Linked DNA regions of Mus musculus: regions 2, 3, 4, 5, 6 and 7 are each linked to region 1. The links are chromatin loops, found by intact Hi-C in ENCODE. Cell type or tissue: left cerebral cortex. All regions are shown on one strand.

The links. A loop is a pair of places that touch in the nucleus more often than their neighbours do. Peaks named below come from ENCODE experiments on the same cell type or tissue, not always from the same donor. Only the 100,000 strongest peaks of a DNase experiment are listed, where the experiment ranks them.
Region 2: a loop joins it to region 1, with 4 times the contacts of the local background. A loop is called at or near these places in 14 of 42 quality-filtered maps.
Region 3: it touches region 1 in a loop (7-fold over the local background); 5 of 42 quality-filtered maps call a loop at or near these places.
Region 4: it touches region 1 in a loop (2.4-fold over the local background); 4 of 42 quality-filtered maps call a loop at or near these places.
Region 5: a loop joins it to region 1, with 2.0 times the contacts of the local background. A loop is called at or near these places in 9 of 42 quality-filtered maps.
Region 6: a loop joins it to region 1, with 2.2 times the contacts of the local background. A loop is called at or near these places in 10 of 42 quality-filtered maps.
Region 7: a loop joins it to region 1, with 2.5 times the contacts of the local background. A loop is called at or near these places in 12 of 42 quality-filtered maps.

Annotation. Positions count from the first base shown.
Region 1 is chr17:72,915,910-72,919,909 of GRCm38, forward strand. It overlaps Lbh (limb-bud and heart), which reads left to right and starts at 2,396. Exons shown (of 3, transcript NM_029999.4): 1 at 2,396-2,669. The coding sequence starts at 2,644. It overlaps Gm30375 (predicted gene, 30375), which reads right to left and starts at 2,246. Exons shown (of 2, transcript NR_168598.1): 1 at 439-2,246. In left cerebral cortex, CTCF peaks have their summits at 1,410 and 2,049 (motif pointing left); DNase peaks (open chromatin) are centred at 1,510, 1,665, 2,335, 2,790 and 2 more places; H3K4me3 peaks cover 2,694 bases; H3K27ac peaks cover 2,730 bases.
Region 2 is chr17:73,105,992-73,109,991 of GRCm38, forward strand. Lclat1 (lysocardiolipin acyltransferase 1) reads left to right here and starts at 1,994. Exons shown (of 6, transcript NM_001177967.1): 1 at 1,994-2,165. In left cerebral cortex, a CTCF peak has its summit at 1,860; DNase peaks (open chromatin) are centred at 1,959 and 2,689; H3K4me3 peaks cover 1,816 bases; H3K27ac peaks cover 1,378 bases.
Region 3 is chr17:72,833,962-72,837,961 of GRCm38, forward strand. It overlaps Ypel5 (yippee like 5), which reads left to right and starts at 2,667. Exons shown (of 3, transcript NM_027166.6): 1 at 2,667-2,830. In left cerebral cortex, a CTCF peak has its summit at 2,260 (motif pointing right); DNase peaks (open chromatin) are centred at 2,499, 3,327 and 3,560; H3K4me3 peaks cover 1,887 bases; H3K27ac peaks cover 1,841 bases.
Region 4 is chr17:72,856,167-72,860,166 of GRCm38, forward strand. No RefSeq gene overlaps it. Among named protein-coding and RNA genes, the nearest start is that of Gm30256, 13 kb to the right of the region's middle. In left cerebral cortex, a CTCF peak has its summit at 2,163 (motif pointing right); a DNase peak (open chromatin) is centred at 2,201.
Region 5 is chr17:73,065,432-73,069,431 of GRCm38, forward strand. No RefSeq gene overlaps it. Among named protein-coding and RNA genes, the nearest start is that of Gm41616, 17 kb to the right of the region's middle. In left cerebral cortex, no CTCF peak of the experiment used is centred here; DNase peaks (open chromatin) are centred at 1,554, 1,892 and 2,186.
Region 6 is chr17:72,987,119-72,991,118 of GRCm38, forward strand. Gm23649 (a small nuclear RNA gene) reads left to right here and starts at 680; the gene lies at 680-786. In left cerebral cortex, no CTCF peak of the experiment used is centred here; DNase peaks (open chromatin) are centred at 2,139 and 2,449; H3K27ac peaks cover 256 bases.
Region 7 is chr17:73,006,819-73,010,818 of GRCm38, forward strand. No RefSeq gene overlaps it. Among named protein-coding and RNA genes, the nearest start is that of Gm30420, 15 kb to the right of the region's middle. In left cerebral cortex, a CTCF peak has its summit at 2,375 (motif pointing left); a DNase peak (open chromatin) is centred at 2,370.

The DNA.
Region 1 (4,000 bases):
CTGGGATTAAAGGTGTGCACTGCCACTGTCTGCCCAATCTCCTGTATCTTAAAGGAACGAGGAAATGCAGAGATGTGAAGGACTGGACAGAAGCTGAGTGTGCCTAAACCCGGAGTTCCAGTCCCAGTCCAGCCTTGTCTAACTGTGGCAAGTTCCCTAATTTACTTCAGCACGGTTTGTACATCTGTAAACTGGGCTCTGTAAACTGTTAGGCTATGCCGTTTAATCTCATTCCACTCGGTTAAAAGCCAACACAGTGACAATGTTTCGAAAAAACACGTAGCTCCTTGTGAGGAGCCACATAGATGTAGTAGCATTGAGAATTGGCGTAGTGTAGATCTGGGAGCCACGATCCAAGGCTGACTTTCTGCTCTAATTTTCTGACAGCTGAAATTGAGCTGAAGTATTCATTCATACACTCTCCCAAAAAGTACTCACCCGACACTAACTCGGTGTCCTCCAATGTAGGCCATTTTCCACGAGGCCAGGTTGTTATTCTAGAGGGAGACTTTTCTTCACATCCTCTTCCCCAAAAGGGCTGATTGATTTCCGTGGTGTGAGGAGGTGGTGAGAGGGTTTGATAGGTAATAATCACAAATATGTAACATGCATGTGTCTGTGACAGGTCACGATGGTACCATCCATTGCCTTTCATCTCAGGTCTTGTGAGGGATTGTATGGGCAAACATGGGAGAAGGTTTTCTTCTGCTAACCCAAGGGTCTGCCTCAGGGCCCACCCTCAGAGGGTTTCCAGGAAAGCTCGGTCTAGAATCTAGATCTCTAGACTTTGGCTTCTCTTTGGCTCCCCAGGTGACAATATGCCACATGTCAGCCAATGGCACTGAGATACTTTCCCATTCTATTAAAAGGCTCAGGCTGCCCCTCCATTAATAACACACCACGGACCATCTTCCCTTGGCCCCTGTTCATAAAGCCCCACCCTCCGCCAGACCCCTGTCACCTGGTCAGAAGCAGAAGCGAATAGTCCTGAAGAGCACAAACAGCGCTTCATTTGTCTCAAGGGGGTAAGGACAGCCTCCTGCGTTTTTCTGATTACAGGGCTTATGAAATACGGCTCTTTTAGGACGCTCCAGTTTTTACTCAGGATGTATATAGGTACGCATAGTTGGGAAAGCAGTTATTGCAAAGTTGCTCTTAGAAAGAGTAGATGCTGAAAATTATGAGGTCCTCTTTCTCAACATCCGCGTGGCCCCTGCTACTGAAAACTCGTCTCTTGATGCCAGCAGCTTTTTGCTGGATATAACCAGTACGCTTTTCTTTCAGGGTGCAGACTTATTTTAAATCACATTTAATTGTGTTTAGTTTTCGACCACGGCTCTCCCTTTCCCCAGTCCCTTTATGCACATAGGTCAAGGTTAGGAAGCTGTTTTACAAGAGTAATTGAAACAGAGGCCACAGCGGGGCAGCGCTGGGTACTGAGTCAGACTCCGTTCTTCCTGGCTGTAGGGGCTGCACAGCAGTTTAGTCTCCAAGATAGACACCGGAACTGCAATTCCTGGGCTATGAAGGAGTCAGTCTCTCAACTCTGTGTTTTCTATCAGATGGGCTCTGGGAGCTAAGGCTAGCCGGGTGTACTTGTATTCCGCTCGTTCTCCTCACCCTCTACTCCCAATGCAAACCGTATATGCTACTCTGTGTGTGTGTGTGTGTGTGTGTGTGTGCACACGCAAGCGCGCTCGCGCAACGGAAAAACCCTAGTAAGACACCACATCCTTTCTCCCACAAACAGAACCCTCCATGGACTCCAGGACCGCAGACTTTTAGAAAGCCAACAATGCCCCCTCCGGCATGGGTGCCTCCAGCCCCGCAGCTGTGCAGCCTTCTTTCCCATCTTTTCCTTTTTCCCCCGGCCCCGCCACGATCGGGATGCCACAGGCGATAATGTCCAAGAGAGGCCTACTTTGCATGGATGACCAGTGAAGGGTCCTGAGATGTGGAAGTCACAGAGAACCCGACAGCGGGCGCTCGGATGGAAGAATGGCGCCCTCCCCCGGCGATCTGTCTCTTCCCGCGTGGGCCCCCATTCCTTCCTCACGCCCACCCATCCCCGTAGCCCTTAGAGTCCCTGTGTTCAGAGAGGGGGCTGCGGACGCTGCGGATTTATGGTCAGGAAGCTGCGTTGACATTGAACTCCAGCTCGGGAACACGCGTGTGTGTCAACGGTGGGGAGGGGGGCGGGCTCGTAGCTGCTGGGAGCCAGCTCAGGCAGGGTGCAGAGCCCGGCTGGTCCCCGCCGCCGCCCGCGGGAGCTATGAGCGCTGAAGCCATTCATGATTTTGGTGACGTTATTCTAAGAGTGGGCGAGGAGAGGCGGGGCCGCTCGCCGACAAGCCCCGCCCCTCCCTTATAAATGCTGCTTCCCGGGCTCTTTGTGGGACCCGGAGATCGGTGGAGAGCGGAGAGCTTGGTCTGCACTGCCTACGCCGTTGGCAGCGAGGCTGTCTCCGGAAGGCGGACCGGCGCTAGCCCAGTACCCGCTCTCGGCTGCCCGCTGCTCTCCTCTGCGCCCCTGCCAATCTCATTCAGGACTCAGTGACTGGTTTTTTTTTGTTTGTTTGTTTGTTTTGTTTTGTTTTGTTTTTCTTAATCACAAGGGCGTGGGTCAGCCTCCCCTAGGACTTCATGTCTGTATATTTCCCCATTCACTGGTGAGTATCCTGCGCCTTTGGCGGCCGCCAGTTTAACCCGGGTGGCTGCGCAGCCCGGCAGCCTCCTAGTGCCGGCTCCGGGTACGAGGCCGGAGAGTGGCACGGACACCCAGTGCGGGTTAACCCGCCAGCCTCAGCCCCTGCAGGAGTCGACGTCAAGGTTGCAAAGCTGGAGGTTGGGGGAGGCGGTGCTGAGAGCATCCAGACAAAGGAAGTGAACTCGGAACCTTCACTTAAGTGGCGGCCAGAGGGCGTGGATATGGTGGCGTTGGGTGGGGAGAACCTGGGGTCCCACCTGAAGCCCCCTAAGGAAACCCTGTCCGCTGAGGGCCACAGGAGATGAGTCCTGCTTGGTGCAGGGGGCTCCGGTTTCCCGGGCCCCTCCCCTTCTCCTTTTTGTTTGCACGCAAGTCTCGGCGTCGAGGATGGCTGCAGAGGGGCCGAGCTGGTGCAGCCGCTGGGTTTGCAGAGCTTCTGGGGGAGGGAGGATGCTGGGGAGACGCTCTCCGCACAAACAAGCCACAAGCATCAGGGTGCAAACTACACCCTCACAACCCCTGCCCTCTCCGTTGTCCCTTAAATCCAACGCGCCTTTGTGGAGGGCCGGGGCTAGGAAGGAGCAAGCTCTCCCAGTGCCAGATTGGAAGAAGCCGGCCACTGCTGAGTCGGGGGCTGCAGAGATTTGCCTGCAGCCGGGGAAGATCGGGTGTGGAGGATCAGAGCCGAGAAGGATGGGGGACAGGCCCCTAGCTGCTGGGACGTGCGCGCCAGCTGCTTCTTCCTTCCTGCTGTGGTGTAGAGGAGGGGCGCTACAGGGAGGCGAGCACCCGTGGTCCTGGAGCGCGCTCGCAGGTGCCAGCCTTGGAGAGCCAGACCCGGGTCCAATGCAAGGTCTGAACCCGGGGAGAGCGGCGCTATTCTGCTTAGCCCAGGAACTCTGAAAGTTCGTGTTTCTCAGTTTAACTTTTTGGGCCCGCGCCACAGTTCCAAAAAGGAACAGACGCCGCTACAGGAGACGACGACCCTGGTCTTAACCCTGTAATGCTATTGACTCTCTTCTTTCAGGGATTGGAGGCAGCTTTTCCAGACTAGGGAGGAAATTGTTAAAGTCTAGCTTCTAACCCTAAACTTGCCCCCATGACAGTCACCCTTTCTTAGTCTCTCCTCCCCCTCCCAGTTTAACTGTGATTAGAGGGGCCAATGACTTTCAAAACAAAGTAAAAATCCCCTACACCTGAAGCTTGTGTACCCCCTCATGTGCAGACAAGTCAGTTGCCATATGGGTGAGGCTTTGAAGAGTGGTGGAGGCCTTGTGCTCCACCCCCAACCCC
Region 2 (4,000 bases), 190 kb after region 1:
GCGATAAGTGAAAAAGTGGGTTCAGACGTCACCCCAGTAGAAAATTCTAATCTGCTGCTCAATTTCAAGACCTGAGAGGACTCTTAGGCTGCAAGGACTGAAGGAGAGACTGCTGTACATGAGGACCCACGTTTCTTCTTCTTCAGTCCTTTTCCAAAGTCTCTTATATGCTATAGATCAGGCTGGCTTGGAACTCACAGAGATCTGCCTGTTTCTGCCTCTCCAATTCTGGAATTAAAGTTGTGAGCCACCACTGCCTAGCCCCCCCCCCCTTTTTTGTGTCTTAAATAACTACAGACTGGGGAAAGAAAAGTACTCTGATTTATTTTTATGTTGAGAAATGTTGGTTAAAGGATCTAAGTTGAGGGGGCTATCCTGGAGTCTCGGGTATCCATCTTTCTTCACTACTCTCCTTTAATCCATTAGAACAAAAGAGGAATCTCTAGTAGAGGGAAGGCTATGTATAGACTCTTTAAATCCTCAGAGAACTCACAGCGGTGCATTCTTGAGAGGTTCTGGGGGATCCCCATGTTAAGTTCAAAACAATGACAAGCCTTAAAATTCCTAAGATTTTCCCAGAACTCTTGAGTTTAGAGACAAAAGTGAGGTCCGTTCAACCTCTGAGGGATAACTGCATTTTTGTGCTGCTTTTTTTCCTTCGTTGTATTTTCTGTTTTCTAATACAATTGTGGCACATCTCAAACACTTAAGTATTGAATAAAGGTAAAGGAGAGGTAACGCTGGCTCTGAGCGCGAAGGCACCTTGCATTTGTTTTTTAAAATTTAGAGTCTTGCAGAGGCAGTCTCCTGGCTCTGTTATGGGGACTGCTGGGACTACAGGCATGTACTACCACACAAGGCTACCCTGAACTTAAAAATTCATTTCTCTCTGTTTCATGTTAAATAAACAGATTAAATGAATAAACATAAATGAAAAGCTGTTGAAAGGCTCTGTCGGCTATGTGTGGACATTTCATATTTTTAAAGATGTCTATTATCTGTTAAAAGTCAGCAAGAAGGTATTGTGCAGGGGAAACGCAAAGAGGTTAAATTAACCAGTCTCTAGCATCCAGGTGCTTAGTCTGGTAGGTTTGGAGCCAGATCCAACACTGTAGAAAGGCACAAAGACCTTTCCAAAAGAGTGTCCTACAAAACCAAACCAAACCAAACCAAACTTAAAAAAAAAAAAAAAAACCCAAAAAACCAACAAACAGAAAAAAAAAAAAAAACCAAAAAAACCAACAAACAGAAAAAAAAAAAAAACCCAAAAAACCAAACAACAACAACAACAACGACAAAAACCCGACAGCAACATAAAAACTGATTGGGCCATCCAGAAGAGGAAACGTTGAGACTTGAGCAAACACTGCGAATTAGCAACAGTTGCGCACCACAGAACCTGGAGTTGCTTTTTGACTTGGGGCAAGAAAATAACGCTTGTCATTTAGTGTCTCTGCGTTTTCCATCCTGCAACTTTAGGGGTTGAATGAAGGTGCGTTTAGTTTTACACCATCAGGAACCTGGCTCTAGAACTGACTGCGTGATCATTTGCTCTTTACATGAGGCAAGAAAGTAAGAGTTGTAAATGATTGCCTCCGATTTATTTTCCATGAGGTAACCTCAGGCGTTGAAGGTGTCTTGAGTTTTGTGCCAGCAGAAACTCAGGCTCTAGAATTGGCTGGATACTAAATTGCCCTTTGATTCCTGACGTAAACGTTAGGCTTGCAAATGAGTGCTCTAGCTTTGCCATCCCCCTACGCAACCACTAGATTCCCCGGAGACCACCGCTTGAGTTCTCATTTTTGGTTTCTTGCTCCTCTACCCCTACCAGCTTTGGCAGGCATCTGCGCCTGGCCACACTGATCTGGGGCGCGGTTCCTTTAAAGGAGCTTAGACGACGCCCGGGGTCTCTCCCCACTGCGGAGCAGGGGCGGAGCGCCCGGTTCAAGGGCTTCCCACGCAGCCGGAGACGCCTTGCGTCACTGCGCCAGGAGCCAATCAGGGTGGAGCCCGGAGGGACGCATTACTAAGGCGACGGGGCTCGACGCCTCCCCGCTTCGGGATGAATTAGCGGCGGGTTCTTCTCCCAGGTTGTGACCCCCGTGGAGTCGCTGTCTCGCCCCAGTGTCCCCGCGACGTCGCGCGTTTCCCCCGGTGTGTCCCAGGTGCGCGGCCCGCGGTGTCAGGTGTGGGCTTCGGCGCGGGAACATGGCGGCAGCCAAGGGATTTTTTTTTCCCGAGTGGGCGGATGGAGAGCTGCGGCTCGGCGGCTTTTCCCCGGAGCAGGCCTCCTCGGGTGGGCCCTGGGGGACGGACACTGGCGGGAATTGGGTGGAGGGCTTAGGGCGATCGGCTCTTGGGAGGGAGGCCGAAGCCTCCAGAGCTGATCAGGATGCGGGGGCGAGGAGCGTCGGGTGCCCCTTCTGTGCTCACCTTCCTGTCCACACCACACCTCGGTGAAACCCGGGAGCTGCCGGGTCCCCCTACACCGCCTACGGTGTGTCAGGGTCCAGATTCCAGGAGCACAAGGCTTTCCAGGGGTCGCCACGTGAACGGCCCACAAGAGAGTTTTTCAGGGTTCAAGCAGTTTGTTTCTTGCAGGTGACAGAGGTGTGCCCTAGGTCTAGGTGGCAGTGCCACAGAAAGAACGATAGGCCACATTGAAGGCTGACTTCGAGTCCAATTTTCCTTTTTATTGGCATTCGCTCTAGCTAAGGGCTGGCCTCTCATGGTCCTTGCCTCTGCCCTTGTATTGGTGCGATAACAGGCGTGCTTCACCACGCCCACCTGGCAGGTTTGGTCTCTCAGGTTGTATCTTTTTTGTTGTTCTTTTTTTGTTTGTTTTTGTTTTTGTTTTTTTTTTCGAGACAGTGTTTCTCTGTATAGTCCTGGCTGTCACTTTGTATCACTATGTAGACCAGGCTGGCCTCAAACTCAGAAATCTGCCTCTGCCTCCGAAATGCTGTGATTAAAGGCGTGCTCCACCACGCCCGGCTTCTCAAGTTGTATCTTAACATCTAAGATTATGTTTGACCAGAAGCAATAAAGACAAGGCATAAGGTGTTTCTTTGTGGTTGTGGAGCTGTTTTGTTTCCTGGTTCTTGCCTGAAGGCTTAGTCGCCTCTGATTGGATGTAGACAGAGCTGAGTTTTACATTCAGTTAAGTCCAAGGAAAGTATTGAAAAAGAAATTGGTGAAGGCCTTACCAAGATAAAATGCTTCCCATTCATACCCATCACGTGTTTCGGGAAAGAAACCCCCTGTCACAAAAAGTTTAAAGAGTTGGATGGGCTACTTTTTAAAATACTATTTTGATGAAAGACTTTGCAAAATTCATGTATTAAAAAATTTGTATTTGTGTATGCGAGGCTGCATGAGTTTATATTCACCACACAGTGTGGTGACACTGGAGCTGGAGTTTCAGATGGTTTTTGAGTCACCTAATGTGGGTGTGGGGAACCCAACCCTGCTCCCTTAAAAGAGGAGTAAGTGCTTTAAACCATTGAGCTATCACGCCAGGCCTTAGACTTAGGTGTTTTTGATTTAGTAAAGGAATTGAAAAGACACAGAGCACTTAGCTTCAGTCCTAATAGCTTCTGTCTCAGGGGTGCCCCGAGTATCTTGCACTGTGGTTTCCACGTGGCTTTAATTTGAGCAAATGTTCCCACCAGGTCTAAAGAGGTTGGCTCCTGCATACGTTAGGAGGGACTCTTTCAAACTGAATCTGGGGAGATAGAGTCAGTTTGGCCTAGGATTGAGGTTATATGTAGTGGTAACTAGGTGGCTGCTGCTTCTGCTTCTTCTTCTTTCTTTCTTTCTTTTTTATTATTATGTATTTTCCTCAATTACATTTCCAATGCTATCCCAAAAGTCCCCCCTACTCCCCCCCCACTTCCCTACCCACCCATTCCCATTTTTTTGGCCTTGGTGTTCCCCTGTACTGGGGTATATAAAGTTTGTGTGTCCAATGGGCCTCTCTTTCCAGTGATGGCCGACTAGG
Region 3 (4,000 bases), 82 kb before region 1:
TTTTTTAAAAATTGGCTTTTTTGGTGAATTTCACATCATGTACCCCAAACCCACTCCCCTCCCCCTCCCCTCGGACCCCCTACTCCCAAACAGAGGAAAACAAAGCAATATTGTTGTGGAAACAGTAGTGTGAGTGACACATACACACCTCTGGCCACCTTTTAAAGTCTGGACTAGTGGAGTAGCTTAATTTCAAACAAAGCTTCCTATAATTTTTATTTAACAGATACCAACAGTTCAGCTTATCTGCAGCAACTTAAGGAGTTAAAGGAGGTGGTGGTGCCAGTAGGAAGCAAGAACAGGGCAGGGTTGGATTATAGCCCACTAGACATAAGAAAGTGGTGACAGGCAAGGCCTAAAGAAACGTCTCTGCTGTTGAAAGGCGATACAGGCTCCATTTAGGACAGGCTGAGTTTCAAGATCTAGAGAGTTCTCTGTATCCATCCAATGTCCCTCTGACATTGGAAAAGAACAGAGATTACCATCTGAGACTGATTGAAGTGCCCGAGTCTATAATTTGTGGATAAAAATACATTTGGCACTAAAGAATGATCAGAGATGGAGAGGTGGCTCAGAGGTTAAGAATACTTGATGCTCTCACAGAGGACAGGAGTTCCAAGATCACTAACATCCATGTTGAATGGCTTGAAACTGCCTGCAACTCTAGCTCCAGATGATAGGACAACCTTCCCAGCCTCCTCCAGCACTCAGAGCAACATGTACATATGAAGACACACACACACACACACACACTAAAATTAAAAATGACTGATTGTGGCTAAATTAAAAAAGAAGAAGAAGAAAACTAGAAGAAGTACACTGTGTCCCCACCCTTCCCCATTTTGAAATTGTCAGCAGAGAACTGAAGTCTTCGGAAAGCATGCTAGGGTTGGTGGCACAAATCTGTAAGCCAGCTATTCGGGAGCAGCAGCAGGACAGTGGAAAACTGGAGACAAACATGGGCATTAAAGGTGGAATGTGTCTCAATCTAGTATTCAGAAAGAGGGAGGGCGATGGAACTGAGTGGTGGAGTACTGCCTAAAATGTATGAGACTGGCCTTGTTTCCAAATTCTGGGGGGAAATGAGGCACTGTACTTTCTTTCCTGGAATACATGTGTACCTTGATTTAAGACAGTGTCAGTCACTGTAGCAATTCCTGATGCTCTTGCCTCGGCTTTCCAGAGTGTCATGACAATAGCTATAGACCAGTGTACACAGCTCTAAGTTTAACAGTCTTGTATTAAATAAAAATAAAGGGATTATAAGAATCTCCCAATATACCCCAAAATGCTTTTTTTCCTCCAGCAAAATTCTCTTTAATCTAAACATAGTCTTTTATCTTTGATGGTCAGAGTAGCTTTTTGTTTTGTTTTGTTTTCTCGAGACACTATGTAGCTTTGGTTGTCCTGAAACTCACTCTAGACTAAAGGCATGTTCTACAAAACCAGGCCACAGTAACTCTTTATTTTATAAATGAATGAAAAGTACTGAAGGATTTAGGGTTAAGTATCAGGGTTTTGTCAGAACACATATTCTATGCTACAAATTTCAAGTGCTAGTATATATATATGTGTATAATTTATATATTTTATGTTTATTTAATACATGAAATATTTTGAGGTATTTCTGTCATCTTTATGGACAGCCAACAGAGATTTAATTACCTGGGAAAGCCAACGGAATGGCAAAAATTTTCCAACTTATCTTAAACATGGTGAGGGAGGGCTAAGGGGACAGCTGTCTTTTTCAACAAGACAGTTGATCTCCACATAAAAGACTTAAGTTTTTGAGAATTACTTCAACGGTCAAGAGAAAACTTGGGCCGGGCGTGGTGGCACACGCCTTTAAGCCCAGCACTTGGGAGGCAGAGGCAGGCGAATTTCTGAGTTCGAGGCCAGCCTGGTCTACAGAGTGAGTTCCAGGCTGTCCAGAAACCCTGTTTCGAAAAACAAAGAGATAGAGACAGAAACAGAGAGAGGGAAGAGAAGAGAAAACTTGGAAAGTTTGTAAATAGAACCAAGCACGCTGAAAAAAACCTTGTTTACAATGAATTCCTATATACCGAGACACAAAGAGTTCGGGATTTGTTTAAGGCAATTCGTGTAAGCCAAGAGAAAGTGGCCTGATGGGATGGTAAAACGGGCATTTCAACCTAGGTAGCCCTTTAACCTCAATACCAGCGTTGACTAGAAAACAGCCTCTTGTTTTCGCTTCTTCTAGGCTTCCTTGGCTATCAGGAAGCTATGGCCTCAGCCGCCAGCAGGTGACGCCGATGACGGGCAATGAGTCCCAGCTGCCGCAATTACCAAGGCTGAGGCGTCTCCTTTAAGAAGCTGACTCACGTGGATGCTGTGTTGTGTGCGCTCAGCTGGGAGTGGGGGGCGGGTCCTCACTCTCACTACATTGGCCGCCTCGGCCGAGGAGGCAGACTTAGCCTCCTTGATTGGCCGTAAGGATGCAAGGTGTCGAATTAGAGGCGGGGCGAGCGGCGAGGAGTCCGCCCATCCGCTGCGGCTTCGGGGTGGGGTGGGCGGCGGAGTGTAAGCGGGCAAGGGTGGGGGGAGGGCGAGCCCGAGAAGGGGCGGGGCCCGGCGGAAGGGGCAGAGTGCCAGGGAGAGGGGCGGAGCCTAGAAATGAAGGGCGCTGCGGGCCAACCGGGAGAGCCGCCTGAAGGGAGGGCGGGGCCACGCCCGGTGATTGACGCCGAGGCCCGACCGAGGAGAGGCGGGGCCAAGGCCTGACTAAACCTGAAGACTTGGGAGGCCGAGGTGGGCTTCGACCCAGCTGAGGAGCGAAGAGCTGCTGGCAGCGCCGATTCCCAGCACGCCGGTGAGTACGGCGGTGGGCGCCGGGATCGGAGTCGGCTGGGGCTCGAAGCCCTTGGGCCGGCGGCTTCGAAGCCTTCGGGGAGCGGCCCGGGGCGGGGGCCCAGGCAGGAAGTGCCTCTTCCCCTTCTCCACTCGTCCAGGGTCCTGGCCGGGCCACCAGGGCAATTCTCAGGACTGTGGGGCCGTGGGGCCGCGGGGCCGGGCCGGGCGGTCCTTCTTTGTGAGGCTGTGGCGCGGCGGCCGCCGCCGACCCGCCCCCGCCGCGCAGCGGAGCGCTCCGCGAGCCCACAACAGCCGCGACCCCCTTAGCGACCCGCGGCCCCCGCCCGCCCGCCGCCCTCGGCGCCTGTCGCCTGGGCCGCCGGTCCGCAGACAGCTCTCTCCGTGACACCCCCACTTCCTAGGCCGCCCCGCCCCCACAGCCGCCGTCCCCGCCGCAGCGTCGGGGGCGCGCCCGGGCTCCGATTCGGGGCCGGCCCGCGGGCCCGCGCTCCAGGGCCGCGCTCGCACCCCGCCCGCCCCGCCGCTCCGGAGGCTCGACTCGTGCTCGGGTGTCTGGGCTGTGGGCCGTGCCCGCCTCGTCGGTGCTAGCCCCTATCACGCTGCCCTCTGGACCCTGGGCGTGGGGAACACTGCCCGGTAGCCTGCGGGTGCCGAGCGCCCGGTCGCCCGCGCCTGCCCAGCTGTTCCGCCTGTGTTTGTTGTGCCGAGGAGGCCCCGCCGCCGCCGCCGCGCGCTCCGCCTTGCGCCGGGCGATTGGCTGGAGGGAGTCACGTGGGCGCGATCAGCTGGGCCGGCTGCGGGCGGTCGGCTTGGCGCAGACCCCGGTGCTGCTCGGGGAGCGGACCGGGAGGCTCTTTCCTGCTGGCTGCGGTGGGCACGCTCCTGCACACCCCGTTACTCCACGCTGCTGTGCAGGTTGGTAGGAAGCCTGAGTGTTGCCAGCGGGAGTGGGAAGCCGCAGTAGTACCCAGGTCTGTTTCATCCGGACGCCAGACTGATCTCCTTTTGGAGTGACAGGAAGGAAAGGTGTGCGACTCATTTATTTTTTATTTTTAAACTTTTTGTTTCTGTTTCCAGAGCCCTCTTGGAAATCTTGAGGATTTTTATTTCTGGTGGCTTTTGACAGATGGAAAATCTGAAAGTAATTTCAGGCTTGCCTTGCTTTTGG
Region 4 (4,000 bases), 60 kb before region 1:
GGGCGAACAGTAAGGAGCTGAGGCTCAGGGTGCTCAATAAGTTGTCTTAAATTTTCAAGCTAGCTTGTACGGAATACTGTTAGATGCCCTTACAGGACCTGCCGCTGGTGCACTTGTGTTTGAATCCCAGTCCTGAGTCTTGGTGACCATGCCCTTGGGCAGTTTTCCGACTTCTTCATTTTTATACTAAAAGTGCTAACTTTGTAGAATAGCTTTGAGGATAAAATGGCCTAATAGCACCGCAGGTATGGAACTCGGATTTTTCTTAATGATTTAGCTTCTGGATAAAAGACACACACACCTTTATACTTACAATAAGCCTTAAACAGCACAAGAGCTGGGCTGATATCTACCCTTTATGCTTTTAGAATCTAATTTTTTATCAATAACATTGAATTATTACTTACTATGTTTTATGTGGGCTGCTCTTAACTCCAATTGGCCAGTCCTTGGGGCCACATTTTCATGACTCACCCAACTCAGTGCAGCCTCTCTTTCCTCTTTCACCTTCTTCCCCTCGTGGTTCTCCTCCTACCCTACAAGCCCCAGAACCCTAAACCCCCACCCCTGTCTTCTGCCCAGCTATTGGCTGTTGGCATCTTTATTTACCAAGCAGAAATAATTTGGGGGCAAGGTCAAATAACATCACGTGGGTCTAAGAGTGACTCTCTCTTCTCTGGGACAACTAGTTCTTGGGGACTGCACTTAGCATTATGCCATGGGTAATTGTGTGTGTGTGTGTGTGTGTGTGTGTGTGTGTGTGTAATAAAAATTATATTATCTGGGAACTGAATGGTGAAAGGCAGGGTAGAAACCCCAAATCAAAATTAAAAATTTCTACAACAGATACTACCTGTCTTCCTACATACTCCGCAAGACATCTGTCCAGTATGTCCTGATTCTTCCTGACTCCCCACACTCTAGTCTAACTCTGAGTTCATCCCTCCACAGCTGCCATCTCACGACACTTGCCTGCCCCCAGAAAGGGCCATGCTGTCATCAGCACGCTCTGCTGCAGACAGCTTCTCCTCTGGCTAGGTTGCCCACACCCTTTGGTGCCTAGAATTTCTCCTGCTTGTCTGTGAAGCCCCAACTCTTGTGGCCACTTATCCTTCATCCCCACACTTTGCTAAGAACCTTGACGTGCCTCTTTGATGCCACGTATGTGCACATATCATTTCTTCTATGTGTCTTGGATTGACTAACTTTTCTCAGCCCTCTGAAGCAATTACAATACCTGGTGTCAGGCGAGGCAATGGGCGTGGTTCTGAATCTTGTTTGTAAAGTAGAATCATTTGGTGAGCCTCTAAAACATCCCAAACCAGTTACTCCAGACCAACGAGTCTTAAATTTTAGAACATTTCAAAATTTCGGATTAGGGGTGGCGTACCTGGTTGAATCTTTGTATCTTTAGCTGATACACTTCTGTTAATGCCAAGCACATAAGAAGAGAAATACTCAACATATACCATAGGAAGGTTGGATTGAGAACAAAGGGGATTTCTTGCAGTTCTGAAGGAGGAGAATCCAAGGTTGGGGCACTTTAGATGTGGTGTGCTTCCTCCTTGGCGTGTTCCCACACAGAGGAAGGGAAGAACTTCAGCCTCTCTGGTGTCTGACATCCTCGCCATATCCCCCTGCCCCCAGTGTGTATGTGTGAGTGCTTATGTGTGTGCCTGTATGCACGTGGATGGCAGAGGTTGACACTAAGGGTCGTCCTCGGTTGCTCTCAACCTTCTGCATCAAGGCATCATCTCTCACTTGAAACTAGAGCTCACCAATTTGCCTAGTCTAGCTTGCTGGCTTGCTGTGGGGATCCCCTGCCTGGCTTCAGGAATGCTGGGATTATAGGGTAGCTGACACACCTGTCTGCTATCTACGTGGGTGCTAGGAACTGCAATCTTCATGCTTGCGCAGTAGAAGCTTCCCCACTGAGCATCTCTCTAACCTTCAGCCCCTTATCAGGACACTAATACCATTCATAAGGCTCCGCCCTTGTAACCAAAGGTCGCCATCCTCATACCAAAGCATCTATCATACGATAGACACTGAAAGATGACAATGTTTTAAACCTATCATTTGCTACCTAAGACTTTGTTTGCTTGTTAGATGCCATTTAAAAGGGGGTCATTTGGGAGTACTTCCTTTTGTAACTGTATGCAGTATGACATGTGGGCAGCAGGGGGAACCATTGGAACATTTTCTGATCAGGCTATGCAGATAATTGTCATCACGGATGCAGAGGACAAATCCAATGAGGCTAGTGGAGATGGCCAGACCAGTCAGGTCCTTGATCCTTGTGGGTGAGCTGATGGTGCCTTTAGGACTTAGCCCGCTCTAGAAACCAGTTCAAACCAGGCTCCTCATCCCTGTCATAGGGAGCTCGGATGGTGGAGCCCTGCTTGGTGGCTTATGAGAGTCTGGGTGGCCTTGAGTATAAGTCTTCACTGGCCAGAAATGTTTGTGCAAAATCCCCACAATTCTGCTGAGGCAGAATTGAAGGAGGGTTTTCAATAACTAATTTCAGTAATCCATTTGCTCTTGAAAATAAAGAGAGTGTCTTGGTGCCACCCACCCCCCCCCCCCCCCACTGTACTCAACTCAGAAAGCACCTGCTGTGTCTCCTGGCATGCACTGTGGACCACCTCCAGCATTTTATGACTGAGGCTTTGGGGCCCCTCATCAGACTTGGACATCACTGCCTCCCCCCTCCGCCCCTTTACAGATCTAGGCCTAGCGTAAAGGAACAAGGACCTATCAATTGGGTGGCCCCTCACCTCAGAAGAAATACTGTGTAGCCACACCTAAGAACAGTCTTCCAGCCTAGAGAGGGCCGCATGGTGAACTGTAGACAGCACACTTTCTTTCCAGATTCTGGTCTGAGTGGGATGTCCCTCCTTGGAGTATATAATAACAGTATCCATCAACAGAGACTCCATTGATAGATTGAAAGAATCCCCAAGGAAACACACAGCCCACCCGTCTAAGCAAAGTTTCTACCAGAAATGCCTTTGCGTCCTTACAAAGAAACAGACTTTACCCACGGCAGATCAAAATGGCCTCACCTGCTCCTCAGCAGGCACAAAATCAATTTTCCGTCCCCTCTCACCTCCCATTGGCCAGTGGAACTCAGTTACCAAGCTCCTCTTCCTGTTCCCTCGGTAACCCTATTTGGTGAAATTAGAATTAACTGAGTTTAATTCAATGTAGCGCAAAGCCCAATGAGATTAGCTCTATGGTTTCAGACCCGTGCTAGGAAACAGCACCCTTATGTTCTGTATTCGTCTTCCTAAACTTGACATAACACCAGGAGGAGGGAAGGTGGGGGTACATCCATCTGCCTAGGTGCTCTGCACCCCCTCTCAGCATGCACGCTCCTTCCTGGGGACCTGAAATCCGATTTCTGAAGCTTGACCCTGCAGGTCTCTTTACAAGATGAAGTTACCCGTAGGTTCGTTTTCCATGGAGTGTAAAACAAGGTGGCAAACTGAGCCCAAGCACAAAGGACTGACATTCTTCAGTAACCTCTGCCGATGGCATAGAGTTTCTGTGTGGCACTTCATGTCATCTCTATCCCTGCTGTCTCTGAAGCCTCCACAGACTCTCAGATGTCCAGTGACCATACCCAGAAAGGCCATGTCCTCCTGACATTGTATTATTGAAATCCTATTTATCTCCATTTGTTTTCAGTTATAGAGTTGTTTGAGACAAGATCTTTTTGTACAGCCCTGGTGTCATGGCAGAACCCTGAGTGCTGAGATTACAGACATGTGCCACCATTACTGACTCTAATTATCTTGAGCAAGAGCCCACATTTTAGTTTTGTTCTGTACCCCCAAAACTGTATGATTAGTTCTATCTTACCATGACTTGTATTTAATCTTATTTCTTTAATCTCACTTTTAAAAAATTATTTTGAAAATAATAAAATAAATTTTTAAAATTTATTTTTATTTTCAATTATGTATGGGGGTGGTAATTCTAGACATCCTGACATTCT
Region 5 (4,000 bases), 150 kb after region 1:
GAGGATAAGCAATCTGAACTGGCACATTCTTTCTTTCTCATGATGATGGCATGACCTCTTCCGTGTTATGAGACAACAAGAGGTCCCTCACCAGAAGCCAGAATCTTAATGTTGGATGTTTTGGCTTCTAGAAGAATAAGGCACTAAATTCTGTTATAAAAGGTCCTTGGGCGTTTTGTTACAGCAACGGAAAAAGAAAAACCAAGAGGTATGCCCATATTTTGAAGAATCCCTGTTCCCAAATCAGTTTCCTTGAGGACACTGGTGCCGTTGGCTGCTCTCCAAACTATTTTGGTGGCCACTCACCCCCTGAACACCTATCCTGAATCAACTCATATCGCTTTGTCTTTCCTCGTAGTTCTTGATTGCATGCATAACTCTGTATCTCTGTCTTTGTGGTCTTGCCATTCTTCAAGACTTACATCCTTTCTATTTACTAAAGCTCATTCACTAATTAGCAGGGATAACTACTAACTGGGAGAGGCATATCCAAGGGAAAAGATTGGGCAGAGATACCCTCTCTCCACCATTATGTCTACCGAGGTTTCTCTACTGAGAAAGCCCCCAAGAGTCTGTGAAACCTTTGCCCACTGCAAGCTAAGATGACAATAGGTCCCAGGTAAATGTCCTGGGTATTTCCAAAGTGGAGCCAAAGTCTGCCTCAGGATATTTATAAGATGACAGAAGCTTCCAGCATCAACCAATGTCACGCACAGTTGAGTAGCAGTGGCTTCTGCCAAGTCCTCTCCATTTGCAAAAGTCTCCCGCTTGCTAAACATGTCAGTTCCTTGCTGAGGGTTAACTGCTCAGCAAGGTTTTGATCTATATGTGAAAAAGCAACCAAAGTCACTTCTGCAGGCAACCCAGCCTCTGCCTCTCTCCTTCCCTTCCCTGTCTCTAGATGACATCTGAACAGCCCTATTCTGATGGCTGCCAGAGAGCAAGTCTTCTAAAATTAGAGGGCACAGAGATCTTTTTCATTTCTTTTTAAACTTGGACCTTGTAAGTTAACCTTCTCCCCAGTGAGGTAGGCTTCTAGACAAGTTGGTTTCACTGCTATAAAGATAAATGAAAGGCTAAGTAGAACTAGGAGCACCTCCCAGGGCTATAGCTGATGACTTGACAGGTCATTTATTCCAGGGCATAGCCTGGCTTCTAGCCAGGTCCTCCAATAGAAGCTGAGCTAAGGAAAAACCCCAGTGAGGTGGGTGACCCCCAGCGTGGGTCCTCTGCTTTCTAGCCAAGGCCATCTAGCATCTGGTGGATGCGCATAATTAGTAATGCTTTTGAGGATAACGATTTTGGTCTCATGGAAAAAGGAGAGTTGGTCCAAGATAGTGTCTGGTAAACTTTGACATTACACCCTAAAATGGCCTTGTGCTCGCATAGAATCACTAAGCAGCCATGAGATCCCATTACAGCACCCTCCTCAAGAAGCAGCTTGCCATTGAATCTGTCCCCAAATCCCAGTCTTTCCTCAAACAAAAGAAGCTCTGGTGTGGGAGGATCTGGAGTCACCCGAGGGAAGAGAAAGCGTAGGCTGCCAAGGCTACAGTAAACTTCTAAAGGTTTCAGCCCAACAGTTTTCGTTTTGTGTATGGAAAAATCCAAGATTCGAGAACAGAGACTCTTTCGGAGTGGAAGAACAGGACAAAGTGAATGACTTTGCATAAGGGCTAGCACACACCCCTGCTTCCTTATTAGCTTTGTGAAGGCACCTGAGTTCAAAACAAGAGCTGAAGCTGGAACTTCCCTAAAGCCAACATCTTCTTCTCAGGCGGGATTGCCTCCCACGGTTCTTTAGGCAGTCCAGGCTGGCCTCAAACTCTCGGGTCATCTGAGGGTGTATTTAAGTTTAAAAGCGTCTGGTACTTCTCCCTCGACTTCGAAGATCACAGGTGTAGGCCACCATGCCTGGTTTACGTGTTGCTGGGACCCAGATCCATCACATCCTTGGCATCCTCCAGGGATGTTCAAGATGCTTCTCAGTCTAAAAGTATCCTTAATGCCACAAGATAGAGATATGGAATAGACGCCCCACCCCACCCCACCGCCCAAAGAGGCTTTGAAAATTGAAAGCCAGGCCTGGCCAGGGCCCTCACCGGATGTTCAATGAGCACAGGAGGAAACAAAAGTGCTTGTGTTAACAGAATGTCATTTCCCAACATGAGTCAGGCCCAGCGCTGAGGCAGGGAAAGGAGAGCAAATGCCTTCCCATTCATCACCGCGGACACGGTTATTTTTAGAGCCAACACCAGCTCAGCGCTGGGCTCCAAGGACCCTGCCGTGGAAGGAAACAGGGCTCAGCTGATGATAGAGTTGGTCGGGGGTAGAAAGCATGTATGCATGCAAGCTTGCCTTTGTGTATGCATGTAGAGAACGGGGAAGGCAAGCCTCCCCCTATAGACTGCAATCCCTGGACATAATTCCTTCTGTGACCATGGAGAAAGAGATAGCGCATTTAGGTAATTATTTAAAGAAGTGGCTCCCAACCTAAGAGTTGCAACCCTTTGGGGGGCTGAACGACCCTTTCACAGGGTCACACATCAGATGTCCTGTATATCGGATATTTACATTACAATTCATAACAGTAGAAAAATTATAGTGATAAGGTGGCAACAGAAATAAATTTATGGCTGGGCAGTGGGGGGGGGGGGGGTCACCACTGCATCAGGAGCTGTATTAAAGGATCGCAGCATTAGGAAGGTGGAGAGTGCTGCTCTAAAGTCTTTGACGTTAGTAGTAGGGAAGACTTTCAAGCAGCAGCTGTGAGTGAAGCTGTAAGTGAGAGAGGCCAGGTTTCCAAAGCGGTCCTGAGTCGGGAGGCTGAGTGGTATGGATAGCCAGCTGCCCAATCACCCTCAGGGGCTGGGGCCAGTACGGTCGGATGAGCCCCAACTACTAGTGTGTGCCAACAGGCCCATTCTCTGAAAGGTAAGCCTCGCCTGGAATTAGAAGAGTCCCCTTTTGCAAGGGTCTAGCCCCTCTTTCCTAGGAGCTATAGGAAACGGAAATCCTGAGATTGAACTTGGCTCGGACAGGAGGTTGGACTAAGGGTGTGGTCCCATTCTTTCCAAGTCTCATTGGAAATATCCTTCAGTCCTGCCTGGGCCGATGCTAACGCATCCTAGTTGAAGAGGCATACCTACTCAGCCTGACACAAACACAAAAGCAGCACAGCTTCTGAGGAGGCTGTTTCTTCTAGGAAGCCACAAGGCTTCCTAGACGTTCAAGGTCTATGGGAGTGTGGTTTATACTACACAAGTAGCATTAACTTTTAAGGGCCTCAGAGTTGATTCACTTTCCATTAATAGCTCAACTGCCTCCGAGGCTCTGGCCAATTTTAAAGCTCCTTACGGGCAAGGAAGGTTGAGATGACTTCCTGCATGGTCATTGGATGGATTCCTAAAATCCAAAGCAAGTGGATAGAGCATTCCACAGCACGGTGTCATGACTTCTACCTCCTCCCAGGGAAGCAGAGAGGGATCCTCAGTTACAAAAGAAAGTCTCTGCTGCTGCCCTGATAGCACCTAAGAGACGGAGGGTATTTGAACCCCCCCCCCCAGATAAGAAATAAACAAAAGGTGGGGTGTCAGAGGATGGTTTTGTGCACTGTGTAAAGGCTGTCTTTGTATGATTCAAATGCTGATTTCTCTACTGGCAGAGAGTTAGTCCAGGACAGACTTTGGTATTGTAATTTTTATGAAGCATCACCTGTTTCAGTGTTTAGTAAACATTCTTGTTCATACCTCCTGATTGGTTAATAAAGAGCTGGATCAGAGTAGGGAATAACAGAATAGCAGAAGACAATAGGGCAGGACTTCCTGTTCCAGTTAGGGTGTCCTAAAGGAGACAGACAGGTAGAGAAAGACCACAAGGAATGGAAGATGTGGAGAGACCATGAGGAGTTGCCATGAACAGGTCACCAAGGGAGTTTCCATGGGATACACATGGACCAGAATGAACTAGGGCAAGACTCAGATCGAAGATAAAGGACCGC
Region 6 (4,000 bases), 71 kb after region 1:
GTGTGTGTGTGTGTGTGTGTGTGTGTGTGTGTGTGTGTTTGCGCATATAGAAGCTAGCTGATAGCCTTATTACAATCCTTCCGTTGACTTTGTTGGTGGTTTGCTTTTTTTCAGACAAGGCCTTTTATTGCCCTGGAGCTAACAAAGTAGCCTCAGCCCATGAACTACGATGCATATCACCTTGCCCAGCTTTTAAAAATATAAGATCTGGGAACCGCACGTAAGTCCTCATGCCTGTAACTCCTCAACCCCACATTATAGACTTGCTGAAGAGAAACATCAAAACTATGGTCCCCTCCCTCAGGGCTCTTAAGGTCTCGGTAAGAAAATTCATTGTTGCATGGTACTTGAGACTAATTTTAAAGGAGAAAATGTGGATTCATGAATATATATTGGAGCTCTTTGACAACAAAGGTCTTTGCCACCTTACATAAGTAGGTGAGATAAAGTTACTACTAAAGAGATGAGAACAATAACATTCATTACACAACTGTATGATTCCCTATGGGATTTAAGCACGTAAGTAGTTAGTTTTGTTTTGTACATAATATAGAAATACTGGGCCTAGAGAATGCTTAGCACTTAGCGAAAGCATTATTTTTTATATATACCTTTAAAAGAAATTTTAGGCAAATTCTTCATTAACTCATTGCCTATGATAACATTAAGAGCCAGGCCTGTGCTTGCTTCTGCAGCACATATATTAAAATTGGAACGATACAGAGAAGATTAGCATGACCCCTGCGCAAGGATGACACACAAATTCATGAAGCGTTCCATATTTTTAAACAATGAATTTATGAAATTTTTAGGCAAATGGATAGATCTGGAGGATATCATCCTGAGTGAGGTAACCCAATCACAAAAGAACTCACTTGATATGCACTCACTGATAAGTGGTTATTAGTCCAGAAACATAGAATACCCATGATACAATTTGCAAAACACAAGAAAATCAAGAAGAAGGTAGATCAACATGTGGATACTTCATTATTCCTTGGAATAGCGAACAAAATACCCATGGAAGGACTTACAGAGACAAAGTTTGGAGCTGAGACAGAGGAAGGACCATCCAGAGACTGTCCCAGAGATCCATCCCATAAACAACCACCAAACCCAGACACAATTGTATATGCCAGCAAGATTTTACTGAAAGGACCCTGATATAGCTATCTCTTGTGAGGCTATGGCAGTGCCTGGCAAATACAGCAGTGGATGCTCACAGTCAGCTATTGGATGGAACACAGGGCCCCCAATGGAGGAGCTAGAGAAAGTACCCAAGGAGCTGAAGGGATCTGCAGCCCTATAGGTAGAACAACAATATGAACTAACCAGTGCCCCCAGCACTCATGTCTCTAGCTGCATATGTAGCAGAAGATGACCTAGTCGGCCATCATTGGGAAGAGAGGCCCCTTGGTCTAGCAAACTTTATATGCCCCAGTACAGGGGAATGCCAGGGCCAAGAAGTGGGAGTGGGTGGGTAGGGGAGCAGGGCGGGGGGAGGGTATAGTGGACTTTCAGGATAGCATTTGAAATGTGAATGAAGAAAATTGAAAAAAAAAAAAAAAGAGCCGGGACTTAGGGGCTCAGTGGTCACAGTGCTTATACCAGCATGGGGTTCTGAGTTCAGACCCCATGTAACAGCTGAGCACAACTGTGGGCATTTAAAAATGAAACCCAACGAATGCCGAGGGTAAGTGGGGAGAGATAAATGGATTCCAGAAATCTGCTGACTGAAACGGTGAGGTCCAGGTTTGGTGAGAGAACCTGTCTCAAAAAATAAGAAGAGGAACAGAAGAGTTCTGATGTCAATCTCTGGTCTCCATATGCACACACATGGGTGCATGCATTTGTGCATACATGTGTACAAGCACTTGTGAGAGAAGAAGAGAGGGAGAGAGAGAGAGAGAGAGAGAGAGAGAGAGAGAGAGAGAGAGAGAGAGGAAGAGAGAGAGAGAGGAAGAGAGAGAGAGAGTTAAAGTACCAGCTCTAGCTGTAACGGTCACCATCACATTGCTGCCACGAGTCTGACCAAAGGCTGAAGCTCAGCTGCAGCTGCCTCTAGAATAACCTACCCACTGTTCTCAGAAGCCTCAGGCTCAGGATTTTGCCAACACTGCCCAGAGCCAGAGCCTCAGAGCCTAGCTGCCTCTGCACCGCTGCCAGTCCTCGGCCAAGAAGGCCATTTCTGAGCCCACCCTCTGCAAACAGGCAGAAGGCCTGTGGCTAGCTCTTCCTAATGCCCTGAATCTCAACAGCTGTTCCCCGGACAGGGAAGGCATCGAAGGAGCAGGTCACCCATAATGAGTCTTTTCAGTCCTGCTTCTTTACTCTGTTGTGCTTCTATTTTCTTCTCCGGGCAACCTCAGTCAAGGCACCTACTACTTTTACAACCACATCTGGTAGAAAACATGCAGTTCTGAAATCTCAGCTTCCATCAGAAGCCTGCTATCATCTGGGGCGGCTCAGAAATAACACACCTATTTAAAGATGGGCGCATGGCAAGAATCCACGCTGAGGCTCACCAGAAATTATGTTCGGCTGGCATGTCCCTCACCTCAAATGTCTTTTCCATACTCTCCTCCTCATTTAAATAAGTGAAACAGACACTATGTCTATATGGAGTTATCTTACTAACGTTCTAAAAGGTTTCTTACCTGGTTTCTCATTGTGCTTAACACTGAAAAGGAGAGTTTTCTCCACATATATAAGTTCACATTTTATAAAAAGATCTTTTTTTTAGAGAGAGAGAAGTAAGCAGAAATGGACTTGATTTCTTTCCAAAAATGAGAATTGCTTTATTTTCTTTTGATATTTTAAACATAAAGTGTATGCTTAGTGGAAGAAAAATACCCATCCACACACATAACACACACACATTTGTTTTTAGTCTTGGTATTATCATAGTCACTTGGGAATTTGTTTTTAAAACCCAAGGCTTGAACCCTAGCTGGAGAGATTGACCTGGGCTTGGAGTTGGGAATCAATGCTGACTTCAAAACTCCCAGAGTGTCTACAGCCAGTCTCAGGAAGCACTGACTTATAGAAAGGCATAAGAGTCTGAACAGCACCCACACACCGTTCCTTTGATATGACCCCTCTTGGTTTGCAGTGACACTAATGGAGTTAGTATGACCTGGTCAAAAGAGGAGACAGTGGAACGACCACATGTGTCAAGAGCAGCAGTTTAGTCAAACAGGTTTCTAGTCCTTAAAGAGAGAGCCATCCCACCGTCCTCCTTCAGGAACAGGCTTCCCATGATGTGTGTGGCACTGCCTGTCCCTGCTTCCGACAGCCCTGTGGAGGCCATCAAAGCAAACATCCAGGCAGCAGGTAGACTCTGTAAGTCAAGACTCAGAGTAATCAAAATGGGGGGAGGGGGCAGTGATGGATACCGAAATGCGGGGAACTCTGCAGAGGCTCCAGAGTACCTGCTCATCTTCTTCAGCTTCCCCACACACCCACTGTACAGAACGCTGAGCCAGACCCAGAGCCTCCTCTGTGGTGAGAGTGCTGGCTGTCTCAAGGCGAGGATGATAATTGGAAGGTCCAGAAACCATAGACAAAAGCGCACACATCAGAGGGAAAGGGGGAGGCTGGAGATGAGCTGGGCAGAGGAATACAGCAGCAATGCCTCTCTGTTCTCCCCTGGTGGCCAGGAGCCAGCCACCTGCTCATCCAGATTAACCCCATCAGCTCTTACACCGTTCAGTGGTCTCCATGCATTGGAGTAGCGCTATCGACTGAGACCCACAGGCCTCATCTTCTTGGAGCGCCACACAAGAAGGGGAGAAATGTGTTAAGTCATTTAACACAGTCACTCACCACACAGCCTGACTGTGTAAAAAAAAAAAAAAAATATATATATATATATATATATATATATCCTTTAAATGTCTCTATTAATCTCAGATCCTTTGTTAATTTCCATTTTTATCCCCAGAAACTCACTTTTGGCTGTCAAGTTAAATGCTCAGTTCGGCCATGTAGTTAGCAGCCA
Region 7 (4,000 bases), 91 kb after region 1:
GACTTGAACCTAGACCTTTATCTCCCCACTCCTCTGTGGAATGATTTTATGGGTCTGGGGATGCTGGCTGGAGCCATACCTGGCTTATAGTCCTGGGATCATTCCCTTCGGTAACCCCTTTGAGCCAATCCCTGTTGCAGGAAATATTTAAAAATAGAACCAGCAGGCTTCCCGCGCTACCTCCAACTCGGCATCTCTCTGAGCCTGTGCTCCGCAGTCTCATGCCGGATCACTGCTGCCAGGCCCGCACATGTGCCGGCAACTCTCAGCCCCATTAGCTCTGTATCTACCCACCAATTCTCAGGCTGGGCCGGAGCTCCTGAGTTCTCTTCACTACAACGCCAGCCCACGCAATGACCGTCAACCCCACAGTCAGCCACAACACTCATTTACCCGGTAGAATCAACTCTTAAAGCTTATAATTAACCAATCAGATTTATGTATCAATAAAATCTCAATTTACAAGATGCCAATACAATATTTTCAGAGCCAATTGATAATGATGAAAGCATTATCCCAATTAGTCTAAACTTATGATATCATAACTACCTGTGGCTGGTTATAGCCATGCTGGTTCATGTCCACTTCCATTTTGCCTTCCCCTTCCTCTCAGACACTGGCTCTCTCAACTCTTAGCTCCGCCTCCCTTTTCCCTGTCCAATCACAGGCCTTCAGCTGCCCTAATGTAATTGGGCAGGGAAAATCCTGCAACAAATCTCTTTCTTTTCTTGAGCCTTGGTCTCTTTGTGCTTGATGTGGAACTAGCCGTGTCTACTCAAAGGGCTCTTGTGAGAAACAATAACTCATGCAGGTCACCTAGGACAGGGATCCACAATCATACCTTTGTCCGTAATGGGCCATTTTACAGACATATTTTTTAGGTATGGAATTTCAATTGCACTGAAAACCAACCGTGCAAGCCACCAAAAGGGGTGACATTTTGAAGAGACGGTGGTGGGTAGCTTGGCCTCTACCCACTCAAACCTACTTGACAAGCATCAAAGACTCTGCCTCGGGGCACATTTGGACAACCTGTGTCTGAGGAAAGCAGACTGCTCTGAGGTTTCAAGAGACTGTGAATAAATATCCCATGAGAGACAAAGATGCCATTTTATCCCGCAGAAGACATGGACGACCCACTATCCAGAGCCTATGCATCTGGGCTAGTCTCTCAGGAGAGTGAATGGGTGTCACTGGACCCCTTTTTCCTTGTTCCCAGATGGTTGCTCAGCCTCGTGCACCTGTAGCAGGGAGGAAATAATCTGAATGCCTTGGTACCTGACCTATGACCTTGCCTCATCATGGTACTAGCCAGTCTGGGTTCCGTTGGGCTAGAGTAACATTGTGTATAGTCAAACCTGTCAATGCCTCCTAGGAGTGTCACATATATCACGGTAGCTGCCCTGCTGCTGAATATGCACAAAACATCCTAAAGAGGCGTCCTTCCTGAAGCCATAATCAAGTCAAGAGCTGGGGATACTGAACTTCGTGTCCTGGGGTGCAAGCGGCTCAGAGAACCAACGCCGACTCCCCAGAGATGGCCATGGTCATGGCAGCATCGAAGAGCAGAGCATTCCACGAGCACGAAGCAAATGCTTCGCTAAAGGAGACCCGAAACACTAGCTGTATCGGCACTGTGAGAGTTCGGGATTATTTGTAATGATTGGAGAAACCCTGTGGACATATACTGTCCCACCTCTGCCCTCGGTTTTGCCAGTCTGTTCAAAACTCAATTTTGACTAAACAGCGCTTATCTACGGTGTGTCTCAGCGTTGTTAGGTGTGTGCTAGGATTACCTCATCAAATCCTTAATGCTGCAAAGCAGTACAGAGATACTCATACCAAATTATGATTGTGACTTTGAGTCTGGGGCCCTGGCCTCGTCCCAAAACTATTAAACATCAAGATCCAAGGCAAGGCATTCAAAATCGAGTCTTAAATTCCCTCCCTGCCTTCTCCGTGATTGTCTTCCAGGGGAATCTGGTCTGTGTCCAGCCATTCTCCACACCGGGAGATACCCACACCCAGAATACGCCAGAATCAAAGATGGATCAGCATAGTGGAACGGGAAGGGAGAATGGGCAGAGTGCGTTCTAGCTGGTTCTGATTTTAACCAGAGAGGTTCCTTTATTTTCTGGTCTATAAAGCAGAGGGAGTGGTTCTCGAAACCACTTCCTGCCCTGCCTCCCCACTGGTGACTGCCTGTGAGTCTCTGAAGGGCTGTGGGTCTCCATTTAATGTGTTTATGTAATCATGAGGTCCTTCTGCCTGTGTGCAGCTTGATGTCCAAGGAGGGACACACTATCTACTTTCCCAGCTTCCCAAAGAGCATTGGGGGAGGACTCTGGAATGTACATCTCCCCCTGGTGACCGGAGGAGGAAACTGCAAGCCGTTTCTCCTGGGCTCCAGGGCTCCCAGCACAAAGTGACTCTTAGCCCACCACACAGAAAAGGTGAATACAGGCTGCCTTGTGCTCTCTGTCCATTTTCTGGTACACATGGAAGAGTTAGAGGATCGAATGGTTGTGAGAAACAAAAGTCCAAACAGGACGAGGCAATGCTGTAGCTCTCTAATGGCTGAGAAAGTTTAGGAAAAACAACCTTATATCAGGATTGGACACTGAAAGTTCTCTGAAAATGTTACCTGCCCCGACTTCTCAGCAGAAGCAGAAGGAATGGCTAATTTTCAGAGCAGAGTATGATTAGAGAATTACTCCAAGTCAGGTTCAAGAGAATGGTAGACCTTCCAGGAGCTGACTAGAAGAAGGTACTTGGAGTGCTTGGAGTCCCCCTCCAGCATCCTCCCAGAGTTATAAGGGGAGGGTGCCAGCAGTAAGTGGGAGAATCAAGAACAAATAGGTAATCTCACATTGAGAAGGTGCTTCATAGAAGCAGGGAAAGGTGACAGGAAAGAACTGTGTGCTTGGGGGAAGGCTGGAGACGTCTCTTTAAGCAATGGCACCAGGAGACTCTATTTGAAGAGGGAACATGGCTGCCATTCCTTGATCCAGATATACATATGGAGGGTGAGCACCTTTCCCCAATGAAAGGAAAGAACTAAGTTAATGGATGAAACTTTTTTTGCTGTTCTCAATTCTTCAATGATAACTGTTGCATAGCTCTCCGTGGATGCCAAGAAAAGACAGCACGTAGCCAGCAAATGTGATTTAAAACATCCCGTAAATAGATGTTTAAAGTGTGTGCTTTGCCCAGACATGAGAATGCTTGAGATTTTATACAGTACACAGTCAAAGCTTGGGTGTTTTCTGTTAGTGGATCTGTCCCTAGTTTATGTGGCTGAAATAAACTTTCATCTGAATTTGGTTTCCGTTTCCATGATGATTTGCCAAACCCTGGCTGTGGGCCAGGTCCGTGGTGGGTCTTGGCCTACATGGGTAAACAAGATGACAGAGTCTCTCAGGGAGTTTTTGGTCTTCTAGAAGAGCAGGGCCAGGAACTGTGACAAAGCTGCTGTTGTGGAAGGAAAGATGAGGCCCTGGAGAGGAGACAGGAGGCACATCTGACCCACAATCATACTTAGAGAAGGCAAGAGAGAGGACACAGTGCTAAGCCAGGCACCCCAAGATGGATGGGAGACAATTAAGGGAAGAGGGGTAAGGGGTGCCATAGAGCCTGTTCCAGGCAGAAGCAAATGCCAGACAAGGAGAGCAGGAGATATTTTATACATACATACATACATATGTGTGTGTGTGTGTGTGTATATATATACATATATATGTGTGTGTGTGTATGTATATGTATATATGTGTGTGTGTATATATGTATATATATATATATATATACATATATATATATATATATATATATATATTCCCTGCAACTAAATCACAATATATAACAACATAAGAAGGCACTTAAAAAAGGAAGGACAAAAAGTTTAACAAGGACAGGAAAAGTGGCCAGAGTTCTGATAGAGATGCACAGATAAGAGAATATCTGGGGCCTCTACAACCAAGTGGAATTTGAAAATCTTCATTTT